Regions from separate parts of the Homo sapiens genome. Here regions 1, 2, 3 and 5 are each linked to region 4. A link is a contact called in ENCODE Hi-C or POLR2A ChIA-PET data. All regions are on one chromosome and are shown on one strand. The core of a region is the stretch at or near the end of the contact, and the rest is flanking DNA. Distances in the headings are between cores, read along the strand shown.

Region 1 (3,238 bases), core at 323-2,822, 630 kb after region 4:
GGGTGGTCTGTTTGAAAATTAAAATAGAGGCCTCATGCCTGTAACCCCAGCACTTTGGGAGGCCGAGGCAGGTGGATCACATGAGGTCAGGAGTTTGAGACCAGTCTGGCCGAGACCCCATCTCTACTAAAAATACAAAAATTAGCCTGTAATCCCAGCTACTCGGGAGTCTACAGCCGGAGAATCGCTTGAACCGGGGAGGTGGAGGTTGCAGTGAGCTGAGACTGCTGCCACTGCACTCCAGTCTGGGCAACGAGAGTGAAACTCCATCTCAAAAAATAAAATAAAATAAAATAAAGGCAAGTTGACAGAACAGCCCTTGTGTACAGTAAGTGCTCAATAAATGTTAGCTGCTGCTACTGCTTTTAAGACTGTGGTTACTGGGGCCAAGCACAGTGGTTCATGCTTGCTTGTAATCTCAGCGCTCTGGGAGGCCAAGGCAGGAAGTTCGCATGAGCCCAGGAGTTCCAGAGCCTGGGCAGCATAGTAAGACGCCACATCTACAAAAAATAAAATAAAATCAGCTGGGTGTGGTGGTGTGCACCTTTAGTCTCAGCTGCTTGGAAGGCTGAAGCGGGAGGATAGCTTAAGCCCAGGAGGTTGAGGCTACAGTGAGCTATGATCACCACTGCACTCCGGCCTGGGCAATATAGCAAGACCCTGTCTCTACAAGACAAGACTGATGTTAATATGAGGAACTCATCAATAAACGTGGCCAAAGAGTCCTCTCTCTTGCACTAGGTCCCTGTCACCTTTTCTCTTGTTCGTCTCCAGGCATCACGATGGAAGTCCCCCCCACCCTTCTTCCCACCTGGGAAACCACCTGAATGATTTGCCTTCCACCTCCACCAAAGTCCCGCCCCGCTCCAGCGTGCTGTCACTGAAGGAAGCTGTCGCGTTTTCCCGGACGTCTCTCCACAAAACCCGCCACCTAAATGGGGCTTCTTTCCGGAAAATCCGGGAGGGCGGTCTGGAGGAAGCGTACCCCTCCTTACGTCACAGCTGCCGCAGCTACCCCAGCCTGGCGTAAGAGCCCGAGGGAGTTGCCCTGCCCTGACCCGGAGCCTTGGCGGGGAGGGGAGAGAGGCACCCCACTCCACCCCGCCCTGGTCCCAAAGGGCCATGGGTGCTTGGGGCCGCCTGGGTGGAAGGGAGGGGCAGGGTTCTAAGGGGCGGGAACGTTGGGATGAAATTTCTTCTATTGCCCTAAGGGGCGGGGCTGAGAAGGAGGTGGCTGCGGGTGGGCGTAGTCATTCGGCGGTGGTCGTGGCTATATACAAGGGGAGGGGCCACTGGCAGGAAAGGATGCGTGGTGCTCCCCTAGTGGGCGGGGTCTATGGAGAAAGCGGTGCGATGCAGAAGGAGGCGTGGCTAGTAGCAAAAAAAATGGTTTTAAGGGGGCGGAGCAAGGGCCTGGGAAGTTAGTTTGAGGCGGGGCCCGCAGGGGGCGGGGTCTGCAGGAGGTGTGGTCAGGTAACTGGGCTGAGTTCCCACTAGGTGTGGTCTGGGAAGGCTGGGGCGGTGGCAAGGTGGAGGGCGGGGGTGACAGCAGCCCGGAGCCGCGGAGCCTCAGCTTCCGCCTGGACCCAGCCTCGTGGGAGCCCCGCGGGTCCTGCCCAGGTGAGTGGAGCCCCAGGGCAGATCCAGAACCAGGATTATTGGGATGGGGAGTCCTCTCTTTCCAGGTGGGGTCACCGGCTCGCAGGGAGGATCTGGGGTAGAAGAGGTCGCCTCGCGAATGAGAGGGTCGCTGTGCGTTACGCGTGTCGGTGTGCTCGGGCTCACCTGGGCGTGCCTCTCTAAGTGTATTTCCTGTGCAGCACAGAAAGCCATTGTTTCCATTTTTGCCTGAGTGATCCTCTTAAACGGCGAATCAGATCGGGCCCCTCCTTCACTTAAAACCCTTGGGTCATAGAGATTAAAATTCAAAGTCCACTAGTTTTTGCCTAGTCTCTCCTCCTGATCTCTCCAACCTCATTGCCCTCCTATCTACTCCTTCCTCATCGTATTCCGGCTACACCAGCCGCCTTGATGATGTAAAATGTAAAAAGCAAGTCCATCTCAGCTCCAGGCCTTTACCCTTACTGTACCCCTCACCCAGGCGACTCCTCCAAATCTTTGCCTAACTGCCTCCTTCTGTACTGAGGTCTCAGTTCCAATGTCACTTTATAGGAGAGGCTGTCCTGTCCAGCCTCCTCTATCACATCTCCCTGGCTTATCACTTTCATTGATAACTCTTAGAAATGGTCTGTCTTCTCCATTCATCTTGTGCTCGTTTGCAGTCTGTCTTGCGCAGCCGACTGCAAGCTCTGGAGGGCAGGGTGGTGCCGAGCTTTAATCTCCTTAGTCACTGTATCTCTAGGTCCTAGAACAGAGCCTGGTGCACAGCAAGTGCTCCAGCAATGGTCGTCCAACGTCAAAAGCGAGTCCTGCCTACATCTGTGTTTGTGTTGCCTGTGCTGGTGGTTCCCACCCTCCACGTCCTCCCCACACGTGGACACATGTTTATGATCCAACTGGAACATGAATAATCCCCTCTCTCCTCTCTCTATGCTTGGTCTGATTCCTGATTCTGCCCGTTTCTTCTCTTCCGTGCCCGAATAAATGATCCCAAAGGACTCAGAGGCAGGAGATGGCTTAGTTGGCCTTTGGCTGACCTATGGCCACCCTGTGTCCTCAAACTAACCAGAACCTTGCCATTGACTCAACTTCACTCTCACTAAGGGAGACACAAGACAGGAACTTGGGGTTGGGAAACTCTGCGACCGAGGCTAGCCCTGGTCCAGGTGACAAACAGGAAGTGCGCAGGCATTGCAAAGACACACCTGGCTTCAGGTATGCGGCACTGGCAGCTGGCTCCCTGCCCAGCGCTCCTCCCCTAAAGCCACCTAGGGCTGGTCTGGGAACTTCCTGCTGACTCAGGAGGCAGGAATTTCTCTGCAGACCCCACCAGAAGACTTTGCAGGGCTGCAGGGAGAGCTTGCAGGAGAGTAAGAAGCAGATTATCTTCTTCTGGACCATCCAGAGAAATCTCCCCCACCAGACACCTGAGACACACTGGCCCTGAGGCCTGTGAGATTATCGGGAAACTACCAAAATGTCTGAGATCCAAATTCAATCATCATGATAACCACATGTATGGGCTCCGAAATAGAAGGATCTGCAAAGGCAACATTGCTGTTTGCTGACATTGCTACAAAATGTGACCTTTTAAAAATCTTAACCCTGGGGTTACATT
Region 2 (3,351 bases), core at 670-3,169, 550 kb before region 4:
GCTCAAGAGATCCTCCCACCTCAGCCTCCTAAGTAGCTGGAATTCCAGGCGAGAGACACCATGCTTGGCTTATTTTTTTATTTTTGTAGAGATAGGGTCTCGTTATGTTGCCCAGACTGGTCTGTAACTCCTGGGCTCAAATGATGCTCCTGCCTCAGGCTCCTGAGTTGCTGGGATAATAGGACTGAGCCACGGATCCTGGCTTAAAGGAGTCTTCTATCTCCACTTTATCTTTGGGTCTTTGACATGCTTATATGACACACTGCCTCTGAGTGTCCAATGCTGTAGTTTTCTTTCTTTCCTTTCTCTCTCTCTCTTTCTTTCTTCTTCTTTTTTTTTGACACAAGGTCTCTCTCTGTTGCCCAGGTAGTGTAGTGTAGTGTAGTGTAGTGTAGTGGCACGATCACGGCTCACTACAGCCTTAACTTCCCGGGCCTCAACGATCCTCCCATCTCAGCCTCCTGAGTAGCTGGGACTACAAGCACATGCTACCACGCCAAGCTAATGTTTTGTATTTGTTGTAAAGAAGAGGTCTTCACTATGTTGCCCAGGCTGGTCTCAAACTCTTGGGCTGGAGAGATCCTCCCGCCTCAGTGTCCCAAAGTGCTGGGATTATAGGCATGAGCCACCGCGCCCGGCCAAACTCCGTACTTTCAACCACAACTAAGAATCCATATTTCTAGCCCAGACCTTATTCTTAGCAACACACCTGTGTACACCAACCGCTTAACTAGTTTGCTCCTCTTGGCATCAAGACATCTCGAACAAAGCCAGAGTGGAAGCCCTCATCTCTTACCCCCACCTTGAGGGGGAGCTCCTGAGATGGAGAACACAAGTCTATCCATCGCAGAAGCCAGGAATGCATGCTCTCCGGGGCCAAGCTGCCTCCCTTTGAAATAATGAAGTCCCATAAACCCATATCACAGGTTAGTAATGCAAAAAGACCGGGTGCGGTAGCTCACGCCTGTAATCCCAGTGACTCAGAGGCTGAGGCAGGAGGATCGCTTGAGCTTGGGAATTGGAGGCTGCAGTGAGCTAGATTACGACACTGCACTCTAGCCTGGGTGACAGAGCAAGCCTCTGGCTCTATAAAAAAAAAAAAGGATCCAATAAGACAAACAGCAACAGCAACATACATTAGCTCTCCCAGGGGACCAACCCTCCTCCTCATACCCGGATTGCATGGCCATGTTAAAATACCGCCACCTGGTGGCGGCATTCTTCGAATGGAAAATAGCATCTGGGGTGCTGAAATGACAAAGGCCTGAGCGTCTTCAGATCAGAGTGTCAGTTCACACTGAATCGAAGTAGGACTGGACCACAGTCAGCCCGCTCTCAGCTTCCTCTTCTTATTCGGGGTCAAAACCAACAGGCGTCTTCCCAAAGCGCCGCACAAGAGTGGGCTCCTTCGCTTTCTCGGAGCGACTCACTTGCTGGTCTCTCAGCCATTGTCAATCAATCAGTCATTGCAGGGGCAGCCATAGACAATTACTCTGGAGCTGGTCCGCCGGTCAATCAGAATCCAATCGAATCCGTCCTTGTGGTCGGTGGATCCACGTGCCTGTACCACCTGCCACCAGCGCCCGGCGCGTTCTGTAGCCGAATCACCGCAAGTGACGGAATACACGCCCCTGGGCTCCGCCCCCTCGTAGTCGCGCCCAATCACAGATCTGACCCTCCCAGGAGTGCCCTCCCCCGGGCCACATCCAGTCACGGGCCCCGTCCTTCCAAAACACTGCCCTATCAGAGGTCAAGCTCTCTAGGCATTCCCTACCCTTTTAATGCCCCGCCCTATGACGGACCCAATCGGAGGGCTCTCCCTACCCGAAACCCCGCTCCTGGAGCGGCTTTTCTCAGGCTTGCGCGGCTCTAGGCCGAAGCGGCGGATGACGCAACCGGGCCGCGCCGCGAGAAGGTCACACGATTCTCCAACATGGCGGCGGCGGCCCTGCGGAGTGGCTGGTGCCGCTGTCCACGGGTGAGCGGCGGTGCGGCGCTGGCAGGGCGAGCTTAGGGGTCTTCTGGGCCTTCGGCCACCAAGGCTTTCTTCTCAGACCCTTGGCCTTCGCGACCCTTGCTTGGGCTCCTTAGAAAGCTTGGGGTTAGATCTTTGGGTAGCAGAGGCCAGGACAGGGGGCACAGAGCGTGGCCTGAGGGCGGGGACCGAGCTTACCGGGCAGGGGGCGGCGATGCGCGGGACCTGGGAGGGAGCTGATCACCCTTCGCCCTCTGATCAGACTCCACGTATACAGGAGAGAGAATGGTAGCCGGGGCGGCGGCGTCCCGTGGAAAAAAGTAGAGGGGAAGGCAAAAAAACGTGAAATTCACAGCTCGCGGTTAAATGCCAAGTTCTCTACCGAGAGCATTTCTTGTCTCGTTTCTTCTAACGTTCATTGTGGATGTGCGAGAGGTGGTTCGCGCCCTAGCAGGCTCTTGGGTCCACAGGGCAGTGGCAGTCAAGACGTGTAAGGCGCACTCAGAAAGTAGTACTTCATATTGCTCGTGCTCTTCGTTTTTTCTTTTTTCTCTTTTTTTTTTTTTTTTGAGACAGAGTTTCGCTCTTGTCGCCCAGTCTGGAGTGCAATGGCGCGATCTCGGCTCACTGCAACTTCTGCCTCCTTCTGCCTCCGGGTTCAAGCGATTCTCCTGCCTCAGCCTCAGGTGGATCACCTGAGGTCAGGAGTTCGAGATCCACTGGCCCACATGGTGAAATCCCATCTCTACTAAAACCCCATCTGTACTAAAAATACAAAAAAATTAGCCGGGCATGGTGGCGCGCTCCTGTAATCCCAACTACTTGGGAGGCTGAGGCAGGAGAATCACTTGAACCCGGCAGGCGGAGATTGCAGTGAGCCGAGATCCTGCCACTTTACTCCAGCCTGGGCAACAGAGGGAGACTCCGTCTCAAAAAAAAAAAAAAAAGTTATCCTCAAGTAAATACAGGAGATAGTAGGCACCTGTGTAAGTTTGGGATGTTGCATAGGGTTCTCAGAGGTAGGAGGCAGAGAACAGAGAGAAAAACGGCCCAGGAAATGTGGAAATGGTGGAGAAGTTGTACCTGGTCTTTTGACATCAACACGCCAGGTTCTGTGCTGGGTGACAGGGTGCCGAGCTGAACAGGACCTGCACAGAGCTTTTTTTTTTTCCCCCAATTTTTTATGGAGGCAGGGTCTAGCTATGTTGCCCAGGCTGGTCTCAAACTCCTGAGCTCAAACGATCCTTCCGCCTCAGCCTCCCAAAGTATCGGGATTACAGGCATGAGCCACCAGCTCAGTGCCTGCACAGAACTTAAGGCAAGATCTCGGCTCACTGCACCCTCCACCTCCCGGGTTTAAGCAATACTACAGGTGT
Region 3 (3,119 bases), core at 535-3,034, 530 kb before region 4:
GAGCAAAGGCTTTCCACGGGCCTGCGTGGGCTTGGGGGGCTTGGAGTGCAGGAGGGTGACCGGTTCCGTGGCCGCGATGGTGAGCACCTGGCAGGCAGAACAATCAGGGAGGAAGAGGAGCTGGGAAGTCTTCTCACCGTCTACACATTCCCCCATCCTCCCTGCCACCCTAAGATGCTCCTCAGACAAGAGATGGCCTCAGAGCCAGGGACACTGAGGCTCGAGGTGTCCAGTGACTGACGGAGTCCACAGAGCTGGCAAAAGGGCCCAGGACCCAGGTTCACATGATTTGGCCCATGTGACCCTGTCCTCTGGGACACCCTGACCTGCCTGGGGGAATGGCGGTACCTGCGAGAAAGCCACTGCCAGGGCTTCTTCCAGTGGCCCTGTTATCTTCTCAGCCAGATCCGTCCAGACCTGAGTGAAGCCAGAGGTACAGGGTCAGCCCAGGGATCAGCCTGCAATGGCCCCCCAAGCCCTGCTCCTCCTGGGGATCCCCTAATCAGGTTATCCCCCGCAACTCCCACCTACCCACCAGGGACCTGCCCTGGACAGCCTCACCCTGTTCATCTGCCTCACCTCTATGGGGGCTGGGGGCTGTGCCTCCCGGCGCCTTGGTCCCTGAAGGCCACCCGGATGCACTTTCTGAATGGCCTCCCGGGCTACGCGGCCCTTGAGCTGCTGGAGGAAGACCCGGATCTAGAAAGGAAAGAGGCGGCGGAATGAGGCTTCTATGAGCTCAGGGCTGCAGCAGAGAAGCCAAAGCCCAATCCCTTGTATGCTCTGGGCCCCGCTACTGCGCCTTAGTCTCCTGCTGGCCCGGTGTTAGGAGTCCCAGTGACTGCCAAGGCCCCTACCCCACCCAGAGCGTGACCAGCTACCTAAGGAAGTTGTAAGGCCCAGGCCAGTTCCGGCTCCTTCACGCAGCCAGGGCCCAACCCTATGCTGACTACTACCCCGTTCAACTCCCTTCTTCGTCCCCTCTTCTCTATTCCCTCTCACTTCAAGCTCGTATCCTGTCCAACAGCATGCGTTGCTTTTCGCCCGGACTCGGCAGCATCTTACTCCCAGTTCATTCCGCCCGTTTAGCCCTCGCCTCACCCACGCATTACCCCGAGGCTCGCCCCGCCTTTAAAGCTTGCCCTCATCCCGCCCACGCCCCTCCCACGCCTTACTCCCAAAACGGCCCCGCCCTTAAGTCTTGCTATTAACCCGCCCACGCCCCGCCCCCAGGCTCGTCCTGCCCCTCAAACTCACCCACCCACTCTCCAAACCTCAGCGGCACGCACGCCCCGCCCCCGGCATCGCCCCGCCCCTCCGCTTCACTTATGCCCCGCCCACGTCTAGCTCCCAAGCTCGCCCCGCCCCTAGGTCTTCTCTTCCCGTCCACGCCCCGCCCCTCACCCCGCCCAGGCTCACCCACTAACGCCCCGCCACTCAGCCCCACGCCACGCCCCCGCTCGCTTACATTCCTGGCCCCGCCCCGCTGGCTCCTGCCGCAGCCCCGCCCACTCTCCGCCCCACCCCAGCCCCGCCTCCAGCCTGGCTCCGGTCCCGAGAACCGCATCTCACCTCAGCCTCGCTCCGGCCCCGCAGCTCCCGGGCCAGCTCGGTGGCGTCCGGCTCCGGCTGGCCCTGCCGCGCCTGCAGGAGTCGCACTAGCTGCCGCTTCTCGCGAGCGCTCCAGGTCGCGGGACCGGTCACCTCGCCCAGATAGCGCGCCGGGGCCGCTCGCCGCCTGGGAGGTGGCTTCATGCCGCTCAGAAAGAGGCAGGCGCTGTAAGGTCGCTTCTCCGATGGGCGGAGCTACGGGGGCCGCCGAGGTCAGAAAGAACCGCGCGGAGGCGGACGCGCGTGGGGGCGTGGCTTCGCGTTTGGAGGCCCGGGGAACCGCCCCAATGGAAGTGAAGGGGAGATCGGCACCGGAACTGGGGCGGGGCGAAGGAGACCCTCAGCCTGCACTTTATCTCATTCATGAAGTGGAGACGACACCTTGGATCCCATGCCCTCCCTCTGTTGCTGGACTAACTCATGAAGCTACTACTGTGTGCTTTGCTTCTCGCAGAGGGGTGGGTTCTGGCCGAAAGGTCAAGTCCGAAGATCCAGTCGGTCAAGAGCCTGGGCTCTGGGGTCAGACAGGCCTGGGGACTTTGGGCAAGTGATTTAGCCTTGCCGAGCCTCAGTTTCCTCCTCTGTAGACTGGGGCTGATAGTCCCACTCTTGTCTGTGTAAGGTAGAGTGGAGCTCGGGCAGGAGGGATTTAAGGAGCTCTAGACTAGACTGACAATCTAAGAGGAGGGCGAAGTCCAGACCAGGAGGGAACTGGAGCAGAGGCAGAAGGTCGAAGCGGAGCTAGGGCAGGGTCCGGGCGGGGGTAATGGAGAGCGGAGAAGGCCTGGCTTGAGAAAGATCGCAGGAGGCAGATGGGCAGGTGTCCGGGTAAGGAGAGGAGGGAGGGGGAAGGTTTATTTTAAACTTACGCTTGTGGGGTTGGGTGCCGCTTTTTTTTTTTTTTTAGACAGATTTTTGCTCTTGTTGCCCAGGCTGCAGTGCAATGGCGCGATCTCGGCTCACTGCAACCTCTGCCTCCTGGGTTCAAGCGATTCTCCTGCCTCAGCCTCCCCAGCAGCTGGGATTATAAGCACGCGCCACTACGCCCTGCTAATTCTTTTTTTGTTACTTTTTTTAGTAGGGACGGGGTTTCACCATGTCGGCCACGCTGGTCTGGAACTCCTGACCTCAAGTGATCCACCCACCTCGGCCTCCCAATGTGCTGGGATTACAGGCGGGAGCCACCGCGCCCGGCCGGGTGTCGCTTTCTGTTTGAGACAAAACGCCCTACAGTCTCCCATGGCCTGGGAGTGCACACGGGTATATGGGCATATGGGCCCCGTCCCCAGGCTCCACCCCTGTAAGTCACGATTTCTCAGGAATACCCCCCAAGTCCTGCTCCCAGCTTTCTCCCCAAGCCTCCCCACCTATCCCCCACCCCGCACGTTGCGCGCTCACTGACTGCACCAGAACTTAGCCGGTCAGTCCAGAGGTTTATTTTGAGCACAGGTGGGAGGGACAGGGGGAGGAGAGAAGCGCAGGGGTCGTGGCCTCATCAGGTCCGAGGT
Region 4 (3,043 bases), core at 55-2,554:
GGGCTGTCTATACTGTCCTGAACTCTCTCTCTGGTCAATGGGAAGAGAATGGGGCCCTTCAAAGCTACTGGCTGGAGCTTCATCTCCGCGAAAACAAGGCAAAGGGGAAAAGGTGTGTTGGCCGCTTCGCTTCCGTGGTAAAACTTTAAGAATGTTTTTTAATCCTGTGGTCCAGGCTTTAATCTCAACAGAGCAAGAGATAAGGGGCAGATAGCCACAGCAAAACACTCAAGTGCTAGTAGAATTAACGCAGGAAAAGAAAACCAAATACTGCACTTTCCCACTTGTAAGTGGAGCTAAACCTTGGGTACTCATGGACACCAAGAAGACAACAGAAACTGGGCTCTACTAGAGCGGGAAGGGAAGGAGGAGGTCAAGGGTTGAAACTATCTATTGAGTACTATGCTCAGTACCTGGGTGACGAGATCAGTCACACCCCAAACCTCAGCATCACGCAATATATCCAGGTAACAAACCTGTACATGTACCCCCTCAATCTCAAATAAAAGTTGAAATTTAAAAACGTAAAACAAAACGAAACATGTAAGGACCAGGGGAAAGCTTCTCGTTCCCGTCCGCAATGAAAGCACCAACTGAGTTCTTATACAAGAAACTAAAACCCATGGCACAGATAGTTCTCACGGTTTTGCACCCAAACGCTCCCTGCCAGGGAGGGCTGTCTGCTCCGGGGTGTGAGGGTTCTCCCGGGAGGCCTGAAATACGACGGTGCTGGGTATTGTGGTGGGTTCCATTCCATCCCTGGTCCTGCCCCGGGCGCTCCTGAACGAGGAGCAGAGGCTGGGGCCCAAGTGACCCCTCCTCTCCTCTCCTGGAGGAGAGTAAGCCGTAGCACCCCAGGACTGGCTGGGGCTCGGACGGAGCGGGCGGGCATCGTCTGCACCTCTGCACCCTGCAATCGCCGCCTAGAGCCTCCATGCATTGAAGGAGCAGCCTGCACCCCAGCACCCGTTCGCCTGCCTGGAGAAGTCCCCCAGGAGCCGGCGGGAGGCCCGAGGCAGCCCCGGGGGTCCCGCGCCCCAGGCCACCCCCTGAAGAGACCGAGGGCCCCCTCCTGAGCCCCGTTTTCCTCGGGACCGCCCCGCCGCCGTCCTCACCTCGGCCCGATCGCCCGCAGGCCGCTCTCCGCCAGCTCCTCTGCCACTCTCGCAGCCGCCTCCGATGCCTCCGTCCGGCCCCCCCAGATCCACAGTAGCTAGCAGCTGGGAGCCGGAAGCGGGAAGCCGCGCGAGGAGAGCAGCGCATGCGCGATCCCGCCTCGGAGGCGGGGCAGAGGGCGTGACCCGGAAGGAGGCGTGCCCTCGAGGGCGGGGCGCTCCCGGGGACCTGGGGCTGCTGCTCCCCGAGCCGTGGTGAGGGGGCGTCGGCTCGGCCTTGAGAGGGGCGCGGGCACCGAAGTGGGAGGGTGCTCGCGGCGAGGGTGAGGGCGACTTTTGAGGGGCGGGTCAGCGGGGTTGGGGGGCTTTTTGAAGGAGAGCAATGCGAGCCTGGCTGTCAGTAGGGCCGGGGGCTCTGAGGGGACAGCTGGGTTGCGGGGATCCAGAGGGAGAGCAGCAGGGTTAGGTGGGCGTTTTGTGGGGTTAACGGAAGCCTGGGTGATTAGCGCGGCTGGGGAGGGAGTCCTGAGGAGGACAGCGGTTTGGAGAATCTCAAGGGGGGTACAGCACAGTTAGGGGGACCCTGAGGGAGGACAGCGGGGTTGGGGGACCCCAAGGGAGGACAGCGGGGTTGGGGGGACCCCGAGGGAGGACAGCGGAGTTGGGGGACCCCGAGGGAGGATAGCGGGGTTAAGGGGACCCCAAGGGAGGACAGTGGAGCTGGGGGTGTTTTGGAAGAATCAACGGATGCCTGGAGGGGTTGTCAGTGGGCTCCTACGGGCTCGTTAGGATTGGAAGTACCTAAGGGGGGCACTCCCAGTGGTGGGGAGTCCTAGCGGGGAGAGTCCAAGAAATGGAGAGGGCAGGGTCTGTCACCTGAGAAAAAAGAAGCAGCATCAGGGAGTGGTGGGGGGATCACTTCATCCCAGGAGTTCAGGACCACCAGTCTGGGCAACATAGCAAGACCCCATCTCTACAAAACATTTTTTAAAATGAGCAGGGCATGGAGGCGCCTGCCTGTGGTCCCAACTCCTCCAGAGGCTGAGGTGGGAGGATGACTTGAGCCTGGGAGGTCCAGGCTGCGGTGAGCTATGATCATGCCTCCAGAGGCTGAGGTGGGAGGATGACTTGAGCCTGGGAGGTCCAGGCTGCAGTGAGCTATAATCATGCCACTGCACTCCAGCCTGGACAACAGAGCAAGACTCTGTCTCAAAATAACAACAACAAAAAAAGAGGCAGCATAGACTTCAGAAAGGTGGGTCTGGGAAAAATGAATCATATACCTCTCCAGTGGTCTCAGACACCCCAACATAGATACCATCAGATCCCCTAAACACAGGCACCCAGGCAGGTGCCATCAGATACCCAAAACAGGCTTCCAGGTAACCCCCAAATATGTCAGACACTCCACATAGGTCCAGCAGATACCCCCAAACACATACTAGATAACCCCAATACAGATGCTGTCAGATACCCTCAAACAGGTGCTCAGAGTCTGAAACACATACCATACCCTCCCCTATCCACTTCCACACAGGTGCTATTTGGCAGATGTGGATAGGCCAGATGCTTCCCCCAGCACCAGCAACCTCTCAATTGCCATCAGACACCCCAGTCTTGAGGTTGCCTGTCTAATCCAAGTCCTGCCACAGGGGAGGCAGTTGAACAGTAACCAGGAGTCGAGCAGAACAGCTCTCACCAAGGTTGGCTGGTCAGCCAGGCCTAGAAGATCTCCCCATGGCCAGGCAAGACGGCTCATGCCTGTAATCCTAACACTTTGGGAGTCTGAGGAGGGAGGATCACTTGAGTCCAGGAGCTTTGAGATCAGCCTGGGAAACCTCGCATGACCCAGTCTCTATTTTAGAAAAAAAGATTTCCCCAAACCCAATCACTTCAAAACATGCACAATATGTTGTTGAGAGTCCCCA
Region 5 (3,444 bases), core at 891-3,390, 610 kb before region 4:
CCTCCCAAAGTGCTGGGATTACAGGCGTGACCTACTGTGCCTGGCCTGCTTTGTTTATACTTCTATTGCACCGTGATGACCCAGAATGCTGGCTACTATAAAATTTAACAATTAAATGTTAAATTTAACATTTAATTGAGCTAGGTGTGGTGGCACGTGCCTATAATCCCAGCTACTTGGGAGCCTGAGGCAGAAGGACTGCTTGAGGTCAGGAGTTAAACCTGTGGGATGATTGCACCTGTGAACAGCCACTGCACTCCAGCCTGGGCAACACAGTGAGACCCAATCTCTAAAAAGCTTTCCTAGGCCGGGTGGTGGCTCATGCCTGTAATCCCAGCACTTTGGGAGGCCGAGGTGGGTGGATCACTTGAGGCCAGGAGTTTGAGACCAGCCTGGCCAACATGGCAAAACCCCATCTCTACTAAAACCACAAGAATTAGCTGGGTGTGATGTTGCACGCCTGTGATCCCAGCTACTTGGGAGGCTGAGGCACGAGAATCACTTGAATAGGGAGGCAGAGGTTGCAGTGAGCTGAGATCACACCACTGCATTCCAGCCTGCACAGCAGAGTGAGACCCTGTCTCCAAAAAAAAAAAAAAAAAAAAAAAAAACTTCTAAGAAAATATGATTAAAAAAAGAAACAGGCTGGGCACCGTGGCTCCCGCCTGTAATCCCAACACTTTGGGAGGCCAAAGCAGGAGGATCACTTAAGTCTAGAAGTTTGAGACCAGCCTAGGCAATACAGCAAGACCTCATCGCTACAAAAAAATAAAACATTAGCCAGGCATAGTGGCACATCCTGTAGTCTAAGCTACTCAGGAATCTGAAGCCGGAGGATTGATTGCCTGAGCTGGGGAAGTTGAGGCTGCAGTTAGCTGTGATCATACCACCGCACTCCAAATTGGGTGACAGAGTGAGATCCTGTCTCAAAAAAAAAAAAAAAAAAAGAAAAACAAAATTGTAGGCCAGGCGCAGTGGCTCAAGCCTGTAATCCCAGCACTTTGGGAGGCTGAGGCGGGCAGATCACGAGGTCAAGAGATACAGATCATCATGGCCAACACGGTGAAACCCCGTCTCTACTAAAAATACAAAAATTAGCTGGTTGTGGTGGCGCAGCGCCTGTAGGCCCAACTACTTAGGAGGCTGAGGCAGGAGAATCGCTTGAACCTGGGAAGCGGAGGTTGCAGTGAGCGGAGATCACGCCACTGCACTCCAGCCTGGCGACAGAGCGAGTCTCCGTCTCAAATAAATAAATAAATAAATAAAAATAAAAAGACTATTATTTTCAGATCATAAAAAAAAAAAAGAAAAAATTAGGCAGAGTGCAGGCATGCCTGTAATCCCAGCTCTTTGGGAGGCGGAGGCAGGAGAATCGCTTGAGTCCAGGAGTTCGAGACCAGCCTGGGCAACAGAACCAGAGCCCATCTTTACATAAAAAAAAATTAAACATGTAGCTTGCATGTATTTCTACTAGGGCATTCTAGGCCAGCGCTGGTTTAGAATGTTAGCCCAATAAGACCAGGTATTTTTTTTCTGCTCACTGCCCATACAGTGATTGACACACAGTAGGCGCTCAATGACATTTTAATGAATGAATGAGATGCTGAGCCTTCGGGAACTGGCTTGCTCAAAGAGCCAGCACCGATGAAGCGCTGACCACGTTCCATGCCCCGCCTCCTCAGCGCACCAGAGAAGGAAACTGAGGCCCGGCAAGGTGACGTCAGCTCCTGCCCAACGGCACGTAGTGCGGAAACGTCGGGGCCGGGATTCGAACCCAGGTTCTGTACCCGTAACCCCGGCGCGCTGACCTTTCCTACCTTACCGGGCGGCGGCAGGACAGACAGGTGCGGGACACACGGCGAGCGCTCAACCAGAGGCGCCGCTCCTCAGCCACCGCCTTCCGTCAGCCTCCGAGGGCCGGAACCCAGTTCGCCCCCTCCGCGGCCATCGCTGGCTGCCCGCGTCTCCGCCGGCCGCGGAGCACTTCGCAGGCGGCGCCGACCGGAAGTCCCGCCTCTCCCGCGCGCCCCGGAGCGCCGCGACAGCTACGCCGGCCAATGAGCAGCGCGCCGTGGCGGACGTCGGCCAATGGGCTCGCGCGCGGGGGGGGCGTGTCCGGGCCGCGGGCCGGAGCGGGTCGTGCGCGCTGAGGAGGAGCCGCTGCCGCCGTCGCCGTCGCCGCCACCGCCGCCACCGCTACCGAGGCCGAGCGGAGCCGTTAGCGCCGCGCCGCCGCCGCCTCCCGCCCGCCCCGGAGCAGCCCCGGGCCCGCCCGCCCGCATCCAGGTGAGGCGGTGGGGGGCCTTCGGCGGCGCCCGACGGGGTAGGCCGCGGCAGGCCTGAGCTCGCCTGGCCTGGCCGCGGGGCGCCCGCGGGCCTGCACCGGCCGAGGCCCAGGCCGCGCCGGACCGGGGGAGGGGACGCGCGCTGGGGCCGCGGCGGGCGGGTCGGGGCGGGCCGGTGTGGGCGCCGGCTACAGGCCCCGGGGCCGGATTCCTCTGGCGCCTCGAGGGACGGGCGAGGGGGATACGGCGTGGGCATGCGCCGGGGGGCCGGGCTGCACGGCCGGGGGCCCCGGTCGCCTTGGAAGCCCGGGCTCCGGGGGCGGGAGAGTGGGGCCAGCTACGGGGGAGCGCCGGGAACGCTTTGAGCGCGCAGAGGTCACGGCCCACGGGCTTGCTCCCCCGGGAAATCCCACAGATTCTTTTGTGGTCGTTGTCAGAGCACCGCGGCCGGTGCGAGGTCCTTTGAGAAGTGTGCAAACCCTTCAGTAGATACACGGGAGTCCTGGGGGAAAAAAAAAATCTAAACTGCATCTTTTTTTGAGCGCCATCTCTAACAAAGCTGTTTGTGGGGCGTGGGACGTTAGGATTTGTAAAATATGTGTGTGTGCCTGTTGGAAACACAAGCTGCACACAGTTGAACAATGGGGGATGGATGCCCTTCCTTCCTTTTCCGGTGCTCTGGGCTGCGGGGCTTGTTAAAATGGGTTTTGGTCCCTACTGTGTGCAGGGCAGGTGGAGAAGAACTTCTGCACAACTTCTGCATGGGCTTCCCGTGGTGGGACTGAGCCCCCTTGCTAGAAAGTGTTCATCTAAGATCCGGATGGCCAGAAATGGGAAGATGAGGAGAATGATCTGTCTAGAGCAGGGTTTCTCGACGTTGGCCCTACTGATGTTTGGGGTCAGATAGTTTTTGGTTGTGGTGGTAGTGGGGGCTTCCCTGTGCAATGTAGGAAGTTGAGCCGTATTCCTGGCCTCTACCCACTAGATGCCAGCAGTATCCCCATGCTCCAAGTCGTGAGGATCAAAAGTATCTCCAAACATTGCCAGATGGCTCGGGTTGCGGGGGAGGGGTCTCTTCCACTCTCACACGCACAGGTGAGAACCATTACTGAACTAAATGCTCTTCCTCCAAAAGTTCTAATGCCCTGGGAGATGCTCC

Evidence for each region. Hi-C counts contacts between places; a loop is a spot of excess contacts on that map. ChIA-PET counts read pairs that join two places held with the same protein, here RNA polymerase II (POLR2A). Pooled maps may share reads with other maps.
Region 1: a pooled map shows a loop between it and region 4 (3-fold over the local background). The contact joins the promoter of SH2D3A here to the promoter of ARHGEF18-AS1 in region 4. A Hi-C loop is called at or near these places in 2 of 50 pooled maps. POLR2A ChIA-PET finds 5 or more read pairs at or near these places in 2 of 52 experiments (WTC11 and activated CD4-positive, alpha-beta T cell).
Region 2: a pooled map shows a loop between it and region 4 (8-fold over the local background). The contact joins the promoter of TIMM44 here to the promoter of ARHGEF18-AS1 in region 4. A Hi-C loop is called at or near these places in 6 of 50 pooled maps. POLR2A ChIA-PET finds 5 or more read pairs at or near these places in 2 of 52 experiments (B cell and WTC11).
Region 3: a pooled map shows a loop between it and region 4 (5-fold over the local background). The contact joins the promoter of SNAPC2 here to the promoter of ARHGEF18-AS1 in region 4. A Hi-C loop is called at or near these places in 3 of 37 single-sample maps with no recorded cell type and 6 of 50 pooled maps. POLR2A ChIA-PET finds 5 or more read pairs at or near these places in 1 of 52 experiments (activated CD4-positive, alpha-beta T cell).
Region 5: a loop to region 4 is called in a map of ascending aorta, with 4 times the contacts of the local background. The contact joins the promoter of ELAVL1 here to the promoter of ARHGEF18-AS1 in region 4. A Hi-C loop is called at or near these places in 1 of 168 maps with a recorded cell type or tissue (ascending aorta) and 6 of 50 pooled maps. POLR2A ChIA-PET finds 5 or more read pairs at or near these places in 1 of 52 experiments (GM12878).

What each region holds. Positions count from the first base shown.
Region 1 is chr19:6,765,769-6,769,006 of GRCh38, reverse strand. It overlaps SH2D3A (SH2 domain containing 3A), which reads left to right and starts at 1,572. Exons shown (of 10, transcript NM_005490.3): 1 at 1,572-1,620. RefSeq lists a silencer at 1,034-1,093 and an enhancer at 3,182-3,238.
Region 2 is chr19:7,942,234-7,945,584 of GRCh38, reverse strand. TIMM44 (translocase of inner mitochondrial membrane 44) reads left to right here and starts at 1,919. Exons shown (of 13, transcript NM_006351.4): 1 at 1,919-1,978. The coding sequence starts at 1,934. RefSeq lists enhancers at 725-1,267, 1,268-1,811, 1,816-2,185, 1,812-2,354, 2,355-2,898 and a silencer at 1,716-1,785.
Region 3 is chr19:7,919,003-7,922,121 of GRCh38, reverse strand. SNAPC2 (small nuclear RNA activating complex polypeptide 2) reads right to left here and starts at 1,784. Exons shown (of 5, transcript NM_003083.4): 1 at 1,573-1,784; 2 at 580-699; 3 at 349-417; 4 at 1-87. The coding sequence starts at 1,755. TGFBR3L (transforming growth factor beta receptor 3 like) reads right to left here. Exons shown (of 7, transcript NM_001419781.1): 7 at 3,025-3,119. RefSeq lists enhancers at 1-556, 2,257-2,756 and silencers at 1,225-1,424, 1,505-1,734.
Region 4 is chr19:7,393,320-7,396,362 of GRCh38, reverse strand. It overlaps ARHGEF18-AS1 (ARHGEF18 antisense RNA 1), which reads left to right and starts at 1,304. Exons shown (of 2, transcript NR_186326.1): 1 at 1,304-1,370. The region is part of intron 10 of ARHGEF18 (Rho/Rac guanine nucleotide exchange factor 18); the gene reads right to left. RefSeq lists an enhancer at 437-616 and silencers at 827-1,396, 1,105-1,545.
Region 5 is chr19:8,004,337-8,007,780 of GRCh38, reverse strand. ELAVL1 (ELAV like RNA binding protein 1) reads left to right here and starts at 2,140. Exons shown (of 6, transcript NM_001419.3): 1 at 2,140-2,286. LOC105372266 (a long non-coding RNA gene) reads right to left here and starts at 1,968. Exons shown (of 4, transcript XR_936302.2): 1 at 1,823-1,968. RefSeq lists silencers at 1,765-2,254, 2,485-2,684, 2,715-2,764.